3 separate regions of the Homo sapiens genome follow, and all the other regions are linked to region 1. The links are chromatin loops, found by intact Hi-C in ENCODE. Cell type or tissue: psoas muscle. All regions are shown on one strand. Each heading gives the region's core, and the rest is flanking DNA. Links, peaks and the distances in the headings are about the cores only.

Region 1 (5,611 bases), core at 186-5,185:
GGCCAGGAACCCAGGTCAATTCTAAACCAAACTCTGATCAACTGAGGAGTAAACAGGAAGCGTGCTCCTGTTATCATAATGTTCTGCTTAATTGGGAACTAAGTAGAGTCTAGTGAACATAATTAAATCTTTCTTTGATAATTGGGAATCTAGCAGTGCCCCGGGGTGATCATGCTAAACATCAATTATCAATTCTCACTGGTGGGAATGCAGGCAATTGAGTTCAACCTGAAGTGACTTTGAGGCCGACTACAGGACATTCATTTTTACTGAACCCCTATTACCAACTTATTACTTTCCCTCTTTCCTAGACAGCTAGTGCAAGGAAAATTCTGTCCATGAGATATTTTCAGTTGTTTGAATCAGTTAATCAAGATCTCCATGCAACTATTCAGAAATTAGAAGAGGTCTCAGAATGTCAGCTTATTGTACCTGGTTATTAAATCAAATAAATCTAGCCAGATACAAATAAATCCTTGGATTTATTTTGCAAATTTCTTTTGAGGTCCACTCCTGCCTCCAGTACCCCTGGTCAGATACATTCTCACCTTGCATGAATCAGATAGAATGAGTCAAAGGACGCCAAGTCAACTGAATATTGAAGGCCCAGTTCTCCTACTATGTAGCCATTTGACATCAAGGAGCCTATTTCACTTCTGAGATTCCGTTTCCTTATCTGCACACCTGAAGGTTGCACTTATTGGTTCTTAAACTTTCAGGAATACAAATCTTCTTAAGAATCAGAGAAAAATGGCCAGGTACAGTGGCTCACGCCTGTAATCCCAGCATTTTGGGAGGCCGAGGTGGATTACCTGAGGTCAGGAGTTTGAGACCAGTCTGGCCGACATGGTGAAACCCCATCTCTACTAAAAATACAAAAAATTAGCCAGGCATGGTGGCAGGAGCCTATAATCCCACCTACTTGGGAGGCAGAGGCAGGAGAATTGCTTGAACCTGGGAGGCAAAAGTTGTAGTGAGTCGAGATCACACCATTGCACTCCAGCCTGGGCGACAGAGTGAGACGCTGTCTCAACAAAATAAAAACAAAAACAATCAGAGGAAAATTAAGAACATTTTTCCCAACAGGGAAAAAGGAAAATACGTACAAAATGTTTATATTCTAAACAGGGGAATGGGGTCATGGACCCCCCCCCGCCCCCACAAGCCCATCATCTTGTGACCCCTTCCAGGAACTTCCAGCTTAAACTCCTGGGGTAGAAGACCCCTTGGGCCTTTTTGAACACTGGCATCCTCTGAATCCAGCTAACTACAAGCATAGAGAGTAGTGGTTCTCAGCCTTAAATCTACATGGAGACCCCGGGGGAGTTTTCAAACTCTAACGCTCGGATTGATCCCTAGATCAGTTAAATCCATGTCTTTGGGGGTGGGTCCCAAGCATGAGTATTTTTTGACCCTCTCCAGGTGATTCTAATGTGCAGACAAGTTTGCAAACCACTGCTGTAGAACAAGAATTCTCAAAATTAGGAATGAATAGCATCCCCCAGGGAGAAGGCAGTTTCCCAGGCTACTGCCCTACATGATTCAAACACCTTCTAGTCAGATCCTGCCTGGGAAAATGCACTGATAGTCGGCATCCCAGGCCATTCTGATGTAACTACAATGTGGGAGCCCAGTAAGATAGCCATTTAGCAGGAGATACCCAGAAGGGTCCTCTCCTCACCTACCCTGTCCTCCCAGACAGCTCTGCATGCTCTCAGCAGGTCTCCAGCCTTATTCAGGAGGAGCCTCAACAGGTCCCCTTCATTTGCCAAACAGGCTTTTTCTCCACCTTTCCCATTTCTAGAAAACTCGGATCTTTTACCCAGAGCCTCTGATCCCACGAGGATCAATAATTTAAGCAGAACAATCATCAACATCGTCGTGTTTAATATTTGAATTCCATAGCATCACTTAGGTCAGCTTCAAGGTGAGAGCCGACTCCTGTTCTCTTGCTGTTAACAAACTGGGCCAGTGACTGCCAGAGGGGACTGTGTGCATAGCTCCCAGGCAGGCCAGCCCAGGCAAACACCCAGCCCGCCGGGTTCTGCACCCACTCTACCCTTTCCTACCTGAAGCGTGTGCAGCAGGACCTGTAGCCCACTAGCTTCTTGTTCGGCCATCCTTTTCTCGGGTCCTAGGGAACCGCTGCCTGCGGCCAGATCCAGGCTGGAGAGGCAGCGGCTGCCAAGCTGACCTCGCTGCCCGCCTCGCAGGAGACGACTGCCCGGAGGCCTCAGCTGCACATGCTGCTGAGTGTGAAGTCAGCGCGGTGCAACCCTAGACCTCGGCACAGGCGTGAATACCCACCGACTCCCACTGTGGGGATTAGGTGAGCCCCTGCTGTGGGGAGGGCTGAGCATTTGGGTGCAGGGGTGGGGAGGGCACCAGCATGAGTCACTCACCCACCTCCAGGCCCATGCAGGAGCAGAGCAAAGGAGAAGCCACCCTGGATGGCTGACAGGCATTCCCAGCTGACCTGGTCAGACTCCCTCTAGAGGCTCGCTCAGCCCGCCCCGCTACCCCACCCCACCTCTTTATTTTGGTCTGTTGCCGGCTCCCGGGTAACAGGAGACCCAAGAGTGCTTGCACAACTGTGGCAGTTCAGGGCATAGAAACCCAGGGCCCCCTGAGGTCCCAGGCTTAGAAACAGGAGCTCTGGCTGAAAAGGAAAATAAGTATTCTGGACATTTTTTATGGACCACGTCCCTTACGTAATCTTTTAATTTTTACAGTAACCTAATAGAGGTGGGTACTATTATGACTACCCTATCCCTGTTTTACAAATAAGAAAACTAAGGCACTGAAATGTTAAGCCACAAGAACACAGAGCTTAGAATTGCATGCCAGGCCTCAAACAGGCAAGCTGGCACCAGAACACAAGCACTACCCATTGCACCATCCTGCCTCTTGCTGCAGCAAACACTTCAAAGTAATGGAGGTCTGAGAGCCATGTCCTCAGCCTCAGGGACAGCAGATGCCCGGGACAAGTTTCCTTCAGACCAATGTAGAATCCATGATCACTTTCTATGTTTTCTGCTAGGGATGTGTGAGCAGAGTCTTAGCGACTAGCTTCTCCTCCTCCCCATATCAACACCCTTCAATGCTGACTTCTCAAAGTATGGTGCTAGGGCGTCACCTGGAAGCTTGTTACGCCTCTCCCCAGAACTACTGTGTCCGAAACTGCATTTAAACCAGATCCTCGGGGGATTTAGAGCTGGTTAACAAAATGACCAGAGGATTAAAGTTTGGAAATCTCCAATTTCGACTATATTGATTACATTGCCTGCGTGTTCAACAACTCTGACAATATTTGACCCAATAAACGAGTGCCCAGCAAGGTCAAAGCACAACTTTACTGTGTTGAAAGCTCGCTTTATTGCATGAAATTGGAGCGCTGAGCTCAGTGGAGATTCTGACTGAGAGCACGGTCAGGTATTATAGAAGAGTCTCAGTGACTGGGGGAGTGGGCTGCCAGCCAACACCCCCGTGCGGAGTTTAGGGAGATTCTGTGAGCATCACAAGCATTCATTAGGCAGGTACCAAGCACATTGGGGTGACTGAAGAAACTGCATTTCCAGATCCTGCTTGGCCTAAGTGTTCTGAAGTCCCGAGTCAGGGGTCAGGCCTGGCCAAACCCTCAATTCAAGGGCAAATTCATGTAGTCCTGCCCTCAAGAAATTTCCACTTAATGGCTTTAAATATGAAGGCCTCCCATCTTGGGAACTGACTATAAGCGCTCACATTTATGAAGCTTGCGGGGTGGGGTTGACGCCGTCTACCCCTACCCCAATTTCTCTACATCTGCTGCCAGGAGGGTAGAAATAGAGGTTCTCTATGGATTTCTATGGGAGGGTGACGCTTTTTAGGGCATGTGCTCTCTAATCCTCTAAGGCCCAGGGTGAAGGGAAGACAGAACTGTCTCATGTGATTGTCTTAAGGGGAGATCATTTCATGGTTGTCAACTGGAGGATAAAGAAAAGAGATGGGGGAAGAAAGAAACAAAACCATTTTCCCAACATAGACCTAAAAAATAGTTCAAAGATAAAAAGTAGTGAGAAGTCATAAAAATGACCTCAGAGGAGAGAACTAAAGGTTTTGTGGTCACACTCCCTGATATTAGAATTGGAGCAAAATTTTCTCCATTTTGAAGAGTGTCTCGGTTAAGCTGCCTGGAATTGCATAGGGCAGAAGTGAGATTAAAATCCTATATGTAAAGGATTGCTCTCTTCTACTTAATGATGACTTTCCCCCCACCGCAGTGCCAGGAACCTGGTTTCCAGTAAACCCCTTGTGAGATAAGGAATGGGCTCCCTCTCTTTCAGGTGACACATCTGCCTCCCATGCCCAGCTTGGCTGCTCTCCCCTTCATCCTCTGGAAAGTTACTGCCCACTTGGCCATGTGGATACATGTGGATGCCAGAGAAGGAACAAAGTGCTAGTTTTCACCCTCTAATTTTTCTAACAAAACTAGGATGTAGGCCAGCTTATTGTCAGCCCTCCGCCGCTCCTTCAGCACGCTCCTCCCTTATGCCTCAACAGAGCCCTGTGGAGACCCCAGCAACCCTGTTTCCCTGCCTAGCAGAACCCTCTTCACTCTCATAGTTAGGGAAAGCCCCAGAAGTACCCACACCCGAACTCCCCTCTCCTGAATTCTATCTTAATGACAGCCCATTCTGTTAGTGAACTGATTACTTTAGGCTGAAGTATAAATGGGTGACAGCAGGGAATTATGCTCTTCCCCAGTTAACATCTGGATTTTAGCAGGGACTCTCCTGAAAGGCAGGTGAGTGTGGAGTCTGCTTGGGCAATACAATATCCTACCCAGAGTAGACTGAAGTGAGTACTCATTAAACCACACGGGGCAGGCAAGAGGGGTTGGTCAGTGCCTAGGGCAGGCCATGGGGGAGGAGGCTTCTTTGTGAAGCTGAGAGAGGACTTCCTACACATTTTACATAATATCTTCTGAAGAAAGGGTTTAGGGAAGCCAGAGAGGAGGTTCAAGCAGAAATTCAGAGAGATCTTAGTCCTCTGGCTTTAAAGAAAGACACATTTCATGTAATCCAGAGATTCCTGTTGCAATTCAGGCATCCCCCAGACCACCTTCTGGTTTAGTGATTTGCTAGGACTCACAGTTATAGTTTATTACAGTGAAATGATACAGATCCACATAAGCAAAAAGAGAGAGGCACATAGAGCAGAGTCCAGGAGAGACCATACGTGAGCTTCCAGTTTTCCTTCCCCTATAGAGTTATGCAGCCAACACTCCCAGCAACAATGTGTGCAACACACACAGGGTATTGTCAACCATGGAAGCTCACTTAAGCCTTGGTGTCCAGGGTTTTATTGGGAGTTGGTCATGTAGACATGAATGGCCTTAGTCTCTATCCCTGCCAGAGGTCAAGCTTATACTGTGTTGCCCAGGGCCCCCAGGTAAACAAAGACACTCACGAGGCAGGACATTCCAAGGATTTAGAGATTAGCTCCCAGGGCTAGACGAGGAACAAATCTTCCTTTAGGCAAGATTAATCCTTTGCCGCACACCTGCCCTCTTATCCCATCATCTCAGACTCAAGACTCTCATATCTTATGAATAACACAGAGAAAGAAGTGC
Region 2 (5,611 bases), core at 226-5,225, 210 kb after region 1:
CAGACTGTCTCAAACAAACAAACAAAGCAGTGGGGGTGGACTGGAGGAGAAGCAAATGATCTCAACAGATTTTTCTCAAAAGAAGAAATACAAATGGCCAACAAATAAATGAAAAAATGTTCAATATCACTAATCATCAGGGAAATGCAAATCAAAACCACAGTGAGGTATCATCTCACCCAGTTAGAGTGTAAAGTGGCTATCATCAGAAAGACAAAAAATAACGAATGCCGGTGAAGATATGGAGAAAAGGGAGCTCATCTACCATTGATGGGATTGTAAATTAGTACAGCCACTATGGAGGAAGTGTGGAGGCTTCTCAAGAAACTACAAATAGAACTACTGTAAGTTCTGCAATTCCACTATTGGGCAGTTTTCCAAAGGAAAGGAAATCAGTATATTGAAGAGACTTTGCACTCCCACGTTTATTGCAGCGCTATTCACTATAGCCCAGATATGAAACCAATCTAGGTGTCCAACAAAGATGAATGAAGAAAATGTGGTGTATATGCACAAAGGAATACTATCCAGTCATAAAAAAGAATGAAATCCTGTTTTCGCAGCAACATGGATGGAACTGGAGGACATTATGTTAAATAAAATAAGCCAGGAACAGGAAGTTAAACACCACATGTTCTCATTCATATGGAAGCTAAAAACAGTTGCTCTCATAGAAGTAAAAAGTAAAACAGAAGATGCTAAAGGCTGGGAAGTATAGAGGGCAGGGAGGAATAGGGAGAGATTTGTTACAGGATACAAAATCACACCTAGATGAGGAGAATAAGTTGCAGTGTTCTATAGCACTGTAGGATGACCATAATTAACAATAAGATACTAGATATTAATAGTTTCGGGTAACTAGAAGGAGGATGTTGTACGTTCCCAACACAAAGAAGTGATAAGTGTTTGAGATGGTGAGTGTGCTAACTACCCTGATCACTATATATTATGTGTATTGCAGCTTCACTATCAACCTCATAATTATGTACAATTATTATGCCAATTTAAAATTTTTTTATTTTAAATTTTTTTTAATTTTAATGTTGAAAAAGAAGTTAGACAGCAGCCAGACCATGCAGGGCTGTGAAGGCATGGCAAGGAGTTTGGAAGCTATTCTGGGCATGGTGGGAAGCCATAGGAAGGTTTTGAGCAAAGGCATGGCCTCATCTGACTAACACTTTCAGAGCATCTCTCTGGCTGCTGCAGGGAGCGTACAGACCAGCGAGTCAAGGGAGGAGGTGGGGTGGCCGTTCAGGATTGCTGCAGGCGCAGGACAAGAATGAGTTCTCTGCCCGAGGTCTGATACCTTAGCTAGGTGTTCAAATTTAGCATCGTCAGTAATGGGACCACATGACATCATGTGCCGCCTGAAGTGATGTAACAGGAAGGATGCCAGATTGCCCTGGTAGTATTCTTGCCAAGATACTTAACCTGGATTAATAATCCAGAATCAGTAAGACAAATCCAGAGTGCTGGGCATTCTACAAAACACATGAACCGGACTGTTGAGAAATGTCAATGTCATAAAAGATCAAAAGCGGAGGAGGAGAGCTCTACAAAAAAGGTGACATGACAACTACATGAGGGTGTGATACTCAAATGGACTCTGTAGCAGGGGATTGAAAATTACTATAGGCCAGGCGAGGTGGCTCACACCTGTAATCCCAGCACTTTGGGAGGCCGCGGCAGTCGGATCATTGGAGGTCAGGAGTTCAAGAACAGCCTAGCTGACATGGTGAAACCCCATCTGTACTACAAATACAAAAAAATTAGCCAGGTGTGGTGGCACACGCCTGTAATCCCTGCTACTTGGGAGGTAGAGGCTGCAGTGAGCTGAGATCACACCACTGCACTCCAGCCTCTGCCACAGAGTGAGACTCCATCTCAAAGAAGGAAGGAAAGAAAGACAGAGAGAAAGAAAGGAAGGAAGGAAGGAAGGAAGGAAGGAAGGAATGAAGGAAGGAAGGAAGGGAAAGAAAGAAAATTATTGTAAAGAACATTGCTGGGACCGTTGGGGCAATTTAAATGTGATTATAAATTAAGTAATGTATCAATGTTAAGGTTCTTGGATATGGTGATGTTGTGGTTATATAAAGAAATGTCTTTATTCTTAGAAGACGTGTTGAATTATTGAGAGGTAAAGTGTCAGGGTGTCTGCAACTATCAAAGCTTTCATCCAGAGGAAGAGAGAGAAAGATGAAATAAATGTGGCTAAATGTGATAATTTGATGAATCCCAGTGAAGACCAAGAAGATGTTCATCTTCCAGCTTTTCTATAGGTTTGAAACTTTTCAGAGTGAAAAGTTGGGAGGATGGAAAAAGAAGTAAATAAATAAATGAATCAATTGAGTCAACAATTGAGATTCCTTTTCCCTAAGACCTTTATAAGCAGTTTGCTCACATTGATTCTGATGTGGACAGTTCTGGATGTAAAGGGGGCAGGCCTAGAATGAATGATCTTTCCTGGCGTCTTCCAGATTGCAGATGTACGTTTGGTTTGGTTTGGTTTGGTTTTTAATTTGGGAATTACAAAAGCAGCAGGGACCCTGTGCGAAGCTTGAGCGGCTGCTGCCATCTTGTGGATCTCAGCACTTCTGCAAAGTTGGAAACATATTCCAGGTCACTGCAGGCTAAGGAGCCCCCCTCCACAGCCTGGGAAGGAATGCCCTGGAGGTTAAAGGTGTAAGTACTTTTGTTAACTTCCTTCCAGAGTGAGTGACGATGCAGCCTACATCCTTCAGTGGGTTCTCTGGATGCACAGGGTCCTCCGCCTTTAAAGTCAGCAGGCCTGACAAAACTTGCATCGATTTCACTCTGCAAAATTCAGGCTAGGGAGCCATTGAGTGGGAATTTACTGACATTTGCACGCAATATTGACTTGTTGGCATTGTTTTCTTATTCATGAAGTCTCATAAAAATGATACTGGGCACTTCTGATACCAGCTTTTCAAACCTCTAATTGGTTCACAGACAAAGCTTTGAAAGCAGGTGTGGGAGGGTCACGATCAGAGACAGTGAGAAAGAGGAGGGAGTGGACTACCTTAGAAGGAGAGCGGGAGGAGGAGCCAGAAAAAAAACTAGCTTCTAGATTTTCTTTGCAGGCAGGGTGGATGTGGTAAGAAGCTCTGAGGACTTTCAGGCTAGGTGGACTTGGGTTTGCATTTCAGCACTGAGGTGCCACTTTCTGCTTGGGGCAGCTTAGACATCTCCTGGGGATTGTTATCTGAATGGTGGTGATAACACATAGGGGATTATGTTAAGGACTGAGGATGTTTTAAGGCAGCAGTTTTAAACTTGAGCAAGCCCCAGAATAATCTAAAGGGTTAAAACATAGATTTCTACCCCGACTCCTCCCCCAGAGTCTCTGATTCAGCAGGTCCCAGGTGGTCCCAAGCATCTGCATTTCTTTTTTTTTTTGAGACAGAGTCTGGCTGTGTTGCCCAGGCTGGAGTGCAATGGCAAGATCTCGGCTCACTGCAACCTCTGCCTCCCGTGTTCAAGCAATTCTCCTGCCTCAGCCTCCCAAGTAGCTAGGACTACCGGCACATGCCACCATGCCCAGCTAATTTTTGTATTCTTAGCAGAGATGGGGTTTTGCCATGTTGGCCAGGCTGGTCTTGAACTCCTGACCCCAAGTGATCCTCCCACCTCTGCATTTCTAATAAGTTCCCAGGCAGCGCTGATGCTGCAGGTCTGGTTACCATGCTTTGAGAACCATTGTTTTAAGGACTAAAATGGCATAAACATATGGTAAGCATGGGGTAGGTAGTCAACAATCAATCAGACCTCTGCCTGACACTTCCCAGGGCTCCTTCCAACACACCCCCTTTGAGTAGGCACAAGCATTTCTGAGACTGAGTATATCTCTACAAGACATGTCCTGGGTGTTTATCTTAGACATGAGATAAAGCAAAGTTCTCACAGTAGTGCAGGGAAAAGACCCACGTGGGCTTAGGCTGGGATTTCAGGCACTGAGTGGTGCGGCTCAGGCTTGGATGGGCACAGTTGCTTGGCCCCACCCTGTGCAGAGACGTTTGACTGAAAAAGACACAGGCCTTTTTTTTTTTTTTTAATTTTACTTTAAGTTCTGGGATACATGTGCAGAATGTGCAGGTTTGTTACATAGGTATACATGTGCCATGGTTGTTTGCTGTACCTATCACCCGTCATCTAGGTTTTAAGCCCCGTATGCATTAGGTATTTGTCCTAATGCTCTCCCTCTCCTTACTTCCAACTCCCTGACAGGCCCCAGAGTGTGATGTTCCCCTCCCTATGTCCATGTGTTCTCATTGTTCAACTCCCACTTATGAGTGAGAACATGCGGTGTTTGGTTTTCTGTTCCTGTTTTAGTTTGCTGAGAATGATGGCTTCCAGCTACATCCATTTCTCTGCAAAGGACATGAACTCATCCTTCTTTATGGCTGCATGGTATTCCATGGTGTATATGTGCCACATTTTCTTTATCCAGTCTATCATTGATGGGCATTTGGGTTGGTTCCAAGTCCTTGCTATTGTAAATCATGCTGCAATAAACACACGTCTGCATGTGAAGACACAGGTCTTATGATGGAATAAGACACTGGACACAGGTCTTATGATGGAATGACAATACCCTGAAGAAGCACCTGAGAAGGAGCCTGTCTTGCCCAAGTCTAAGGGCAGGGCTGGTTTGGCCTACACGATATCCATTTCCCCATCTCTGGGAATAACACCTCAATCTCCCTTTGGGGAGCCACTCTCCACCATCCCTGTCCGTGTGGTTCAAGTGGGGCCCCCTCCTCACTCCTGCCGCATGGGCTTGTGCCATTCACACCCAACACAGAAGTGCGTGGTCGACGGAGTAAGCAGGTCTGAAATCCAGCCGTTCTCTGCCAGCAAAGCATGTGCTGCTTAGCCCAGTGGAAGGGGCGCCCTTTTGTTACTCACCTACCCTAAACGGTCACCCCATCACCTCTCCAGGACCAAGGTCCATTCCATTCCTGACCACAGTAAGCAAAAGGATCACTAGCAAAAATCCCTGACACAGCAGACCACATCGATGGCAGCGCATGGGAAAGAGACCTGAAGGTTTAGTTATTTCACAAGCCCAGTGAGCCAACAGATTGATACAGCTATCAAAAAGCCAGAGGGAGACAAAAGTCTAGAGCTGTCTTCAACCGTATTTATGGAAGTCTAGCATTCAGATCAAAGCAAGTCACGAATCCGATGTGATTTACACCAATCAGGCCATAATAATTAATTTACATTCTTAATAACAAATTAGGTCTGTGAAAAAAACTAAAAGCGGACAATAATCAAAAGCAAACTCCAAATGTAGTTCAGGTGTAAATTCTGTGTGTTCTTTCAAGGTTTAATATAAAGGTTCTCAACCCTAATTGCACATTAGATTCAACTGGGGAGCTTTTAAAACTATTTGTGCTGGAGCACCCCCGCCCTCAAGACTCTGATTTAATTGGACTGCGGTGGGACCCAGGTAACAGTATTTTTTATTAAAGCTCCCCCGGTGATCATAATATGCAGCCAGAATGAAAACCACTGGTTTAATATTAAACATACTCTTTGGAAAATGTGAGCATTAGCTAAATAGTGCAAACGTCATCTAGACCAGCAG
Region 3 (5,611 bases), core at 226-5,225, 190 kb after region 1:
AGGGTTTACAGAACCCCCCACTGCACCCACTCCTTGTACTCTAGCAACTGTGACCCAATTTCTTTTTATGAAAATCCACCTGCCCTAATTTGCTTGGTAGAAATGTATACCAGAGTGACAGACCTTCCCCTAGCTGAGGGGTTAAGCACATCGTCAAGGCCAGACAAATTCAACTCACTCTCTCGCCCTCTCTTTCTTTTGGGACTTTGTGTCTTGAGCAGAGTGATACAAGAAAGGAGATAAATTATTAGAGATTTAAAATAATCGTCTACTTTATTATTTTCACACAAAATAATAAAATAGTAGTTCCATGTCACTCCTGAATTGGAAGTGGAATTGTTAGGAGTATGATGAACCGCCGGAACATGGTGGGGGCCGCATAGGGGCACTCCAGTGACTATCATAGCCAAATTCTTTACCACGGAGAGGTCTAAGGGCTGGGAAATATGGCCACACTTTCCCTTCTTCCACCTTCTCCCCTGCCTTAACATGTTTGATATTAACCAAAAAATGCTTAGTCTCTGATTACTACATGGGGATGGGGAAAGACAGAAGTAAAATAAAAGTTATAATCTTTGCCTTTTATATTATTTCTCTACTACACATCAGGTGCTTTGTATATAGTATACAATTTAAAACAGCAACCCGCTGTGTAGGTGCTATTATGCTCATTTCAGGATATAACTGAGGAGATAAGGCACCAGGGATAGCAGTGTCATAATTCCCTAGTTGTGTTCTGAAATGTGTGTAGCAAACCATGGAAATAGTTCTGGAGTGGATGGAGTTCTTTAGCCAAAGCAACCTCCTGGGATTATTATATAGAATATAGGTGCACACCATGCTAAGCATTTATTTATAAAACTTAAACATATCAGGCACAAAATGACTAAACAATAACATCAGGTATGATAGGAAGTTGCCCAATACCCAAACATAATATCGAAGGCAATGTCATCCATTGGGCTGAATGTTGAACACGTAAATCACATGAGTATCCTTATAACTGTTCCACCTTGCAAGCAAAATAGCAGGATAAAGTAACAGCCAGGCATGGAAATAATATATGGGCTGGTCCTCCAATATGACACCATGCCTCTTGTGTGCTGATTATCAGGGCCGCTTAGGGATGGGTCATCTTTGGGAGCTGGGCCTGAGTGAATGGCAGCAGACATCCAGGCCTGTTTCCTTAAGTGATAAGAAATGTGTAGATCTTTTGGTTCAGCAGAACCAATTCATCCCTGCAGGAATGCTCAGTCAACTGAGTCCTGGAGTCCTGTTGCTTACTCACCATGACTCTTCCGCCTCCCGTTTACACCTATATGCTCCTGACATCCTTCCACTAAACTCTTCCTCTGTGTAAATCAGCTAGACTCCATTTCTGTTGCAGGCAACCAAACACCCTGCTTCCTAGAGGCCACGAATGACAACTAAGAGAACAAAGCATCAGGCTTTCAACAGACGTGCCAGTCACATCCAGGATGTACTATGGTCTTCAGGGGGTAGAATCATTAAGCCTCTAGAACATGCTTCCTTCAATCGAAGGCCATTTAATAAGCACCCACTATGTTCTGCATCCCATGACAACAATTTTCAGAGCAAGAGAGAACGCAAAGCCATTTTGTCCTGTCCTATCTACCCTGTTCTCAAACATTTCCTCTGATTTGCAGGGCCCACGGGAGCCATTGGCCTGGTTATGTTTCAGTCAGTTTTCTCTGGAGTTAGCACTGAATAATTCCCTAAAACTTGCTAAGTATGTCAACATGCTGCTTTGATTGTTGTTACCCTCTTGTTCCAGGATTTTGGAACACATTTTCCTGGAGGCTGAGCTGAGCAAACCCAGACTTACCTGAGGGGCTTGTGAGGGCAGCAGAGAATGGAATTGATTTCTACTATTTTTAAGTATAATACACTTTTGAGCATTTGTGTCCCACCCAACTAAATGGAGCATGGTGAAAAAGAACAGGTTTTTAACATTTTTAATGATTGTCATATTAGCTTCTGCTTCTTGAGCGCTGTGTACCACTAGGTACCAGCAACTGTTTTAGGTGCTTTTATTAGCTTCTTCATTTAATCTTCGCTGGCAAGGAAGCAACTCAGAATGTAAGTGACGTGCCCAGTACGCTGCCCAGCTATAGAGCAGGAGATGCCAGGATTTAACTTCAGGATTTTTTTTTTTTTTTTGAGACAGAGTCCCACTCTATTGCCCAGGCTGGAGTGTGGTGGTACAATAACCCCTCCCTGTAGCCTCAAATTCCTGGGCTCAAGCAATCCTCCCACCCCAGCCTCCCAAGTAGTCGGACATGTGCCACTGTGACCAACTAATTTTCTTATTGTACAGATGGGGCCCTGCTATGTCACCCGGGCTGGTCTCAAACTCCTGGGTTCAAGAGATCCTCCTGCCTCAGCCTCCCAAAGTGCAGGGATTACAGGCACAAGTCACCACATCCAGCCTAAATTCAGGTTTTTTAATTCCAAAGCTTAAAGATTTCCCCAGCCTTCCTTGATAATCCCTCTAATAATAAGTGAGGTTTTTAGACATGCAGTAGCTCAAAGGTGGTTTAATCCAAACCTTCTTATGCAAGAGAACACTGAGGCCTGTGGATTCTTGACTAATGTGGGAATATGATTAGAACTCGGTTCTCCTGAATCCCAACCCACTTCCCTTTCTACTGTCTCATCCTACAAGAAACCTTCCCTAATGCCTTTGTGCTACATATTAGGTTGATTTTTTTATGTAAATTCTGCATAAATTCATATAAAGTGTATTACACTTAAGGCATTAAATTAACTCCCGTTCCTCTTTCCATCTCCCTATGGTTCCTAATTTTCAACTCCTCCTTATTTTGAACAGTCTCCAAGTTCCTCCTGCCCGTCTGCCAGAGCAGCTGCCAGCCCAGTTTATAGCAGACTCATTTTTGCAGGATACAGTCATTTGGGAATGGTCAGGGACATCAGGGAAGCCAGGACAGAAGCCGGACAGGGCTGATTTCAAGGGCAAAAGAACAGCTGGCACTTGGGACAGCCACTGCCAGCATCGAGAGGGCAAAGTGGGCCCTGGGGAACACGAAGGAACGCCTGCCCAGCAGCCAGCGAGAGCCAGAGCCTGGCGAGGCTTAACTGTCCCAGTGGCACTGTGTTGGGATGAACAGGTGCTCCCACAGATGACTGGGCAGCTCAGCTTCTAGCAGGGATGTGGTGTGGGGTAGACTGAGCAGGGAATTGCAGATACACACAGACCAAGAGACAACCACGCCCTTGCAAAGCAGTTGAGAATAGCAGCTGGGATGAAAGTACTTATTCTTCACTTGAGACAGAGTCTCTCTGTTGCCCAGACTGAAGTGCTGCGGCACAACCTCGGCTCACTGCAACCTTCGCCTCCCTAGTTCAAGCAGTTCTGCCGCCTTAGCCTCCCAAGTAGCTGGGATTACAGGCACCCACCACCATGCCCAGCTAATTTTTTTGTATTTTTAGTAGAGACGGGGTTTCACCACATTGGCCAGGCTGGCTTCGAACTCCTGACCTCAATCTGCCTGCCTCAGCCTCCCAAAGTGCTGGGATTACAGGCATGAGCCACTGTGTCCAGCCAGAAGTACTTATTCTTAGGGGAGTAGAAACATTTGACCTTCAGCCAGTCAGAGGCTAAAGGCAGCATGACTGGGGGTGGTGCTACTCAAAGGGTGGTCCTTATACATCAGCTTTACCTGGGAGCTGGTCAAAATGCTAATTCTCAGGTCTCACCCCAAACCTACTGAATTAGAACCTGCATTTTAATAAGAAACCCAAGTAATTCCTGTGCACAGTAAAGTGAGAAATGCTGGTCTAGGACAGGGATTCTCAGTGTGGTTTCCAGACCAGCAGCATCAGCATCACCTGAGAACTTGTTAGAAATGCAAATTGTCAGGCCTCACTTCCAGACCTCTGGGGAAGGGGCTCAGCACGTGGTTCTAATGAGCCATCCAGGTGACACTGGTACGCATTAAAGTTTGAGAAGCACTGATTTCAGAAACATCTTATGCATTTTGGAGACAGGCAATTCGGAGGAATCTCAGGAAAGGAATCCTGATTGCAGCTTGGAAGGAAGACCCAGAACACCGGCGCCAGCCAGCACCGTCTCCTGCTGCTCCAGCCTCCTGACACTCTTACCCACAGACAGCAGACCCAGAATCCAGGCTTCCCTTGCCAGCCCAGGAATTCCCAAGTTTCAGAGCTCAGCTGGTTGGAGGTCACTGCATTGAGTAGTGGCCGTTCCAAATTGGTACACCATATACAATCAAGCCAAACCCCAGAAGAAAACAGAACAGCCCAGATCTGTAATCCAGCCACCAGCTGAGGTCTCTCCACACTTAAGGACCAGATACTACCAGCTAGAACTTCACTCCTTGACCTGCGGAAACCCAGGATCCTCCCCCATGACTTCTGGGTGTTCTTAAAAAGCTTATTTCAGGGTCCCTTCTAGATTCAAGTTCTGCAGCTGAATCAAGTCAGCAGATGGACAACCTCACCCATCCTCACAGGGAGTCCCTTGCCCCATGGCATCAACCTGGATATGGGACCCAGCACATCTGTGGTTACTGTTTTATGAAATATATCCCACTAGGATTTTGAAGGTAGTACACTTTCATGAAGCCACTAGGGAAAGGGGCTCCAATCAAAGAAATACAAATCATTTCCAACTGAGTAGCAGCATCTCTATTCTTAAAAGCCCCAGAACCCACCAGAATGCTCTGACACCTTCCCCTCCCTATTGTGCTGAACCCCTGTAAACCTCAATAGAGAAGGCATCAGGTTCAAGAGGCTGAAGAGACCCAGAGCAAGCACATGAGACATAGGGCTTTATTACGGAGCTTACCTACAGAGAAGAGGGTCCAGTGGCTGTGGGTTTGACCCCCTTACCTGCAGAAATGGTCCAGTGGCAGCGGGCTGGACAAGATATCCATCTCATCTACGGCCCAGTGGTAGTGGGCTGGGCAGGAAAACCACAGCCACCTGCAAATAACATGTAGTTTATATAGCATTTTAATTTAACACCCTCTGCGTAATGACCTCCACCTGGCAAGCTTCATTTAACCCAAAACTCAGGGCTTCAATTCCCTATACAGCCCGTGTTCCATGGGGTAAGCTGTAGGCTCAGATGTTCATCATGGATAAGGAATGAATCTCTGGGTTGGCCACTCCCAGATTCCCTAGCTCAGAACACACATTCAGGTGTGTCTGCCATGCAGGGTCATTCTAAGTGTATGCTTAAATGATTGCTATTGGGTGCATTTACCCCACATTCCCCTCTGATCTTCTCTCTGCTCCTCTCTTCTTTACGCCCACATCATCAAATTTCTATTTATTTATAATACAAAGAAATTCGCGTCTTGACTCTCTATAAACTATGCTTTCAACATCTTACCTTCTATACCAAGCAGGATCTTTTCTTAAATATTTTCTTCTCTAAAAGGCATTCCCTTTATCAACTATATAAATACAGGAATAGATCCAAGGGATCTATTCTTCCTCTGCCGAAGCACACAGCCCCTCCTCCTTCCCAGGCACTCCTTTGCAGAGTCTTCATTACCCCACCTTGTCCCACTTTCTTAATCTAACTCTGAGATGTTTTCTTTTA

Evidence for each region. Hi-C counts contacts between places; a loop is a spot of excess contacts. Peaks named below come from ENCODE experiments on the same cell type or tissue, not always from the same donor. Only the 100,000 strongest peaks of a DNase experiment are listed, where the experiment ranks them.
Region 2: a loop joins it to region 1, with 2.7 times the contacts of the local background. A loop is called at or near these places in 3 of 110 quality-filtered maps.
Region 3: a loop joins it to region 1, with 3.0 times the contacts of the local background. A loop is called at or near these places in 2 of 110 quality-filtered maps.

Annotation. Positions count from the first base shown.
Region 1 is chr15:86,076,482-86,082,092 of GRCh38, reverse strand. It overlaps AGBL1 (AGBL carboxypeptidase 1), which reads right to left and starts at 2,222. Exons shown (of 23, transcript NM_001386094.1): 1 at 2,070-2,222. The coding sequence starts at 2,120. In psoas muscle, for the core only: no CTCF peak of the experiment used is centred there; a DNase peak (open chromatin) is centred at 2,412; H3K4me3 peaks cover 2,022 bases; H3K27ac peaks cover 3,631 bases.
Region 2 is chr15:85,862,250-85,867,860 of GRCh38, reverse strand. No RefSeq gene overlaps it. Among named protein-coding and RNA genes, the nearest start is that of MIR548AP, 39 kb to the right of the region's middle. In psoas muscle, for the core only: a CTCF peak has its summit at 2,576 (motif pointing left); a DNase peak (open chromatin) is centred at 2,590.
Region 3 is chr15:85,884,017-85,889,627 of GRCh38, reverse strand. No RefSeq gene overlaps it. Among named protein-coding and RNA genes, the nearest start is that of MIR548AP, 61 kb to the right of the region's middle. In psoas muscle, for the core only: no CTCF peak of the experiment used is centred there; a DNase peak (open chromatin) is centred at 3,087; H3K27ac peaks cover 976 bases.